2 separate regions of the Homo sapiens genome follow, and region 1 is linked to region 2. The links are chromatin loops, found by intact Hi-C in ENCODE. Cell type or tissue: Caco-2. All regions are shown on one strand. Region 1 holds the start of HOXB-AS2 (HOXB cluster antisense RNA 2). Region 2 has its middle 38 kb from the start of HOXB1.

The links. Peaks named below come from ENCODE experiments on the same cell type or tissue, not always from the same donor. Only the 100,000 strongest peaks of a DNase experiment are listed, where the experiment ranks them.
Region 1: it touches region 2 in a loop (4-fold over the local background); 22 of 110 quality-filtered maps call a loop at or near these places.

The regions. Positions count from the first base shown.
Region 1 is chr17:48,553,925-48,556,424 of GRCh38, forward strand. It overlaps HOXB3 (homeobox B3), which reads right to left. Exons shown (of 5, transcript NM_001384749.1): 3 at 1,607-1,694. It overlaps HOXB-AS2 (HOXB cluster antisense RNA 2), which reads left to right and starts at 2,233. Exons shown (of 2, transcript NR_046610.1): 1 at 2,233-2,500. In Caco-2, no CTCF peak of the experiment used is centred here; DNase peaks (open chromatin) are centred at 1,548 and 1,904; H3K4me3 peaks cover 657 bases.
Region 2 is chr17:48,491,538-48,494,037 of GRCh38, forward strand. No RefSeq gene overlaps it. Among named protein-coding and RNA genes, the nearest start is that of HOXB1, 38 kb to the right of the region's middle. In Caco-2, a CTCF peak has its summit at 1,140; a DNase peak (open chromatin) is centred at 1,014; H3K4me3 peaks cover 371 bases.

The DNA of each region.
Region 1 (2,500 bases), 62 kb after region 2:
AGAAAACTAAACATAGGAAAATAAAATAAAAGGAGTGCAGGTGAAGAAAAGTCCCTCCCTCACATAAATCCCCTTCTTCATGGCACAGATTTATACTCAAAAGGGAATCAGTGTAACCCTGAGTTCCGATTGGTTTCTGGAAATACACATGGGTCTGCAAAGCAGCAGGTCCTTCCAGGGAGAACCAGAGTTCAATTGACCAGGCTGACCCAATCCCTTTATTATTATTACCATTAGCCTCTGCTGATTTAACCAAAATTAGCTTCCAAGCAGCCCTGGCTGAAGGGGGAATTAATTAACAGGCATTAGTTGTGGTTGTTATTAATAGAGAAGAGAATGAAATAAAAACGTTGGAGGGGGTTGGCTGGCTAGGCCCTGGCTTTATTTAGTCTGATTGTTACAGCAATAATAATGATGACGATGATGATGATAGTAATAATAATAAAACAATAATTTAACTAGATGCCTGGGGCCGAAATTCCTGCCGCTCCCCTTGCAATAAACCCCAAACCATCGCGGGACGGAGGCCAGGCGAGTGTGGAAAGCGAAGGAGCCAGAGACGCGATAGGAAAGAATGGAGACTCCGCCGGTGGTGCAGACAGGGCTGGGAAGGTTTGTGCACCCGGGTAGTCCCTGGCTGCTGCTGCCAGGCTGCCTCAGCCGGTCGCTGCTGCCGCGGCGACTGGCGACAAGCTACCAGCCACCTACGATGGCCCAAGGAGGCGAAGAAGAGCAAGCGATCAGGACACCAAAACGGTTATCGGAGGCAGGTTCCCAGCACACCAGCCGGCCGAGGGCCGAGCCCCGCGGGCGGCAGCAAGTTTTGGGAGCTGGAGGTAACCGAATTAAAAGGCGCCTTAGAAACTCCGCTTCGGGACTTTGCTCAGCAGGGCTCCGGGTTGGAGGGCGCCGAGGCCTGGCGGACGGGACAGTGGGAAGAGAGAAAGGTGCTAAGGGGACCCAAGATCTGGGATCCAGAACAAGAGGGGGTGGGGAACAACTCTACCAAGCCAAACAGATCTATTTCCCTTGCCTCCATGTTGGAAAAATTCAGGTTCCATATGGCTCCTCGGGAGGGAGGGAGGGAGACGGTGGCTGCCGGCTTCCCCCCAGGGTCTCGCTGGAGAAGGGAGATGAGCCCCCCGCAAGAACCCCACCTTGCCAAGCACACCCCAGGGAGAGCCAGGAGAGTAACAATAGCTGGGGAAGCCCCGAGAGAGGGGATAGGCCATCTTCCAGGACTTAAAAAAATTAATGGGAGAAAGAAAAATAACAAGAAAGGAAGACAGAGAAAGGTTGAGACTTTCTTAGCAGCCGCGGAGAAAATTCAGCCCTGGATCTGGCTGCTGAAAGAAAAGAGAGAGAGGAGAAAAGAGGAGAGAAGCAGGAAGAGAGAGGGGAGAGAGAGAGGGAGAGAGAGAGAGAGAGAGAGAGAGAGAGGGAGGGAGGGAGGGAGGGAGGGAGGGAGAGAGAGAGTCGCTGCGTGGAAGGAAGCTTAAAGCTTGTGAACTCTTCTTGAACCGAGATTGGAGTCATATGGGCCATAAATCATTGAGACATACTCTCCGCCATTCACAAACTGATAGCCTATTTCAGTCCAGCTTACCTTAGCCACCGACGAGGGGAGAACAGGCAGACATAATATATATTCACATCGAGCCCCAGAGCGAGCGGCAGGCGACAAATCTCCCCTCCTTGAAGGCAAAGGAAAAAAAGACCACTGTTTAAAGCTGCGTCGCCCCCCGCCCCCCCGCCCCCGCCCCGCAAAGCCACCCCGGCTGGGGAGCCCGAGGGGCAGACCGGCCAGAGGAGCCGCGCGGCGTCCGCTTCAATTCACTCGGCTTAGGAGCAGGGGTGCGCAGGAGGGAGGGGGTGGGGGAGCGGGAAAAAAAATAGAAGACCGAAAGGTGCCGGGCGGCTCAGCTCGCCAGAATCCAGCTCCGGGCTCCAGCAGGGCTAAGCCGCCACAGTGTGGTTGCCCTATAAGACTGGTACGCCCTACTCTCCGTAACAATGGCCTCTGCTTTTGCACAGGGAAAAAAAACCACACAGACACACACACACACTCACTCACACACAAGCTCACACCCCCCCACCTCTCCCCCTTTAGCAAGCTTAGATGCCTGATAAGGAGGGAAGGTGATGGTGGTGATGGGGAAGGGGGGAAATTTTAAAATACCCGCCTCCCCAAAAAAAGAGTAAGAAGAAAAGAAGGAGGGTTTTTTTTTTTTCCTTAAAGAACAGGTAAAAATTTAAATCTAGATTGGAGGGACAGGGAGGAAGAGGTGAGCAAAGGCAAGGAAGGGCGGTGAAGTTCACAGCTCCCCCCATACCCCACTAGTGAACTATTATGCTAATATGAGAAGTAGTATTTGGAGGCTGAGTCAAAGGCAGGCCTGGCCCGGGGGTGAGGGTGCCGGGTGCCCCTCTGCACTCATTCGCAATTGGAACACCAGGACTTTTTTAGAAAGTAGTTCTGGGTCTCCAACCCTCACACTCT
Region 2 (2,500 bases):
GGGTGTCTGTAATCACAGCTACTCAGGAGGCTGAGGCAGGAGAATTGCTTGAACTCAGGAGGCAGAGGTTGCAGTGAGCCGAGATCATGCCACTGCACTCCAGCCTGGGCAACACAGCAAGACTCTGTCTCAAGAAAAAAAAAAAGTAAAAGAATAAAAGGGTGGCTACTCCATAAGCAGAGCAGCCCCAAGTGCTGCTGGTTGGCTATTTTTACGGTTGTTTATTGGTCATATGAATTTTCCAGGAAAGAGGTGGGGGAATTCCCAGAAGTGAGGGTTCCTTCCTCTTTCAGACAATATAGAGTAATTTCCAGACATTGTCATGGTGTTTGTAAACTGTCATGGCACTAGTAGAGTGTTTTTTAGCATGTTAATATATTATAATTAATGTATAATGAGCAGTGAGGATGATTGGAGCTCATTTTCGTCACCATCTTGGTTTTGGTAGGTTTTGGCCAGCTTTTTTACATCTCATTTTATCAGATGGATCTTTGTGACCTGTACCTTGCAAAACAAGTCCTACCCAACTCCTGTCTCACTTTGAAGTCTAGGTTAGAAGAATCTCTAAAGACAGGAGGCCTCCCATATGTCAAAGAGGAAGGGAGGTTCCAAGTTCAGGGCCAGGAACAGAAATAGAGAAAGGAAGGACTATCAGGCAGGAGGAACCTTTCCCCTCTCCTTGGGAGGACACAAAATCACCAGGGAACAAAAAGAATGTCCTTTCTCTACCCTAAGTGATTCCTAACCACCATCCCCCAGCCCCCCAATCCCACCCCCAGCCCCCCACCCACCCCCACCCCCGCGCTGCTTTTCCTGATCTGGCAAAGAGAGAGTTCCCTTGCCCTTGCAGTAGACCCTTGGGCCAGGCCAGACCAGCTGACCACACACCAAGGAATCCCAGGACTGGGAAAGAGTGGGAGCATCCAGGTCAAGGGTCCTCTCCAGCCCCAGCCCCCACCGCAGCTGAAGGAATGCCGCAGGTGCAGTTTCCCAGCAGGATGGAGATGGTGCCTCTGTTCTTGACCGAAATTGTTTTCAGGACTGTACCTGCGTGAGATAGTGAGAGGGAGAGGGGCGAAGGGACGAAGGCGCGCCCGGAGAGGCGCGCGGGAATGCGGGAGCCGCGGGCGCAGAGGCCGCCGCTAGGGTGCAGCTGTGGGCTGACGTGGGAGCCAGGCCTGGGGTGGAGCCGCGCCGGAGCCGGGCCGGCAGCGCTGGCGAGGAGGTTCGGGTGTTGTGTTTCCACTGTAACTATAATTAGGCGGATTCAGTGTTTATTTAGGCTGAGAGCTGTAAGATAAATGACAGCTTCGAAGATGCTTTTCAGCACTTCGTAAATCACCCATCCGCCCGGGCAGTTTGCTGCTGCCACGTCTCGGTTCTCCCTCCGCGCGCTCCCTGTCCCCCCACTCACCTCGGAAGAGGGCACACCCGGGGACGACTCCGGAGCTGTCACCACAAAGGGCAGGAGGGCAAAGGGGAAATGGTGTCTGTGCTTCCCAGAGCCCTCAGCGCCCCGGAAGGGTACGGGGCAGCCTCCAGGAAAGCTGTCAGGAGACGCTTCCTCCCGAGGTGGTCCCGGCGGCCAAGTGGGGCTCGGTTGACGGGCAGGCTTGCCCTCCTCTGGGAGAATATGGTCTCTAATCGGCTCTAATTCAAGATCTCTTCCCTGTGCCCTGATGACACATCTGGAGATTTACAGGAGACGTTTGAGAAATATTTATAGTATGGGGACCGTTCTTTACCCTCCTGTGACTGTCTGCGCCTCTCTTGGGGGCTCAGGGTGGAAGGGCCCATGCCCTTTCCCATGGGAGAGTGCATTCTTGGAGAGGGTTGTGGACAGCAGGCCTGTCTCCCAGTGGGAGTTTGGAGCTCTCATGTCATTAGAAAGGGCAAAGACCTGGATGGCAACCCACCCTGCCTAGCCAGGCCTGGGCCTGATCAGTTCCCTTCGCAGGAAAAGGGAGCTCGGTGTGGGGAGGCCAGCGTTGGGCTCATCAGGCTTTGACTAGAAGCATCTAAACAGACCCAATGCAGAGGTGATTAACCCAACAGGGACCTGAATATGGTCCCTGGACCAGCGCCTTCCCTCACAGAAGTTTTGAATCAGAGTGGGTACTGCAGGGGCTCATGTCACACGTCAGGGCCAGCGCCATGGACCCTTCTCCCAGTATGGAAACTGGGAGAAGGAAATTAGTCTTGTGTAAAAGGAAACTGGATTTGGGGAAATTAGTCTTGTGAAAAATAACAAGTTAGCCTCTTTAGTAGAGATGGGGTTTCACCATGTTGGCCAGGCTGGTCTTGAACTCCTGACCTTGTGATCCACACGCCTCGGCCTCCCAAAGTGCTGGGATTACAGGTGTGAGCCACCCGCACCCGATTAGCTGGGCATGATGGCACGCGCCTGTAATCCCAGCTACCCGGGAGGCTGAGGCAGGCGAATCACTCGAACCCGGGAGGCGGAGGTTGCAGTGAGCCGAGATCACGCCATTGCACTCCA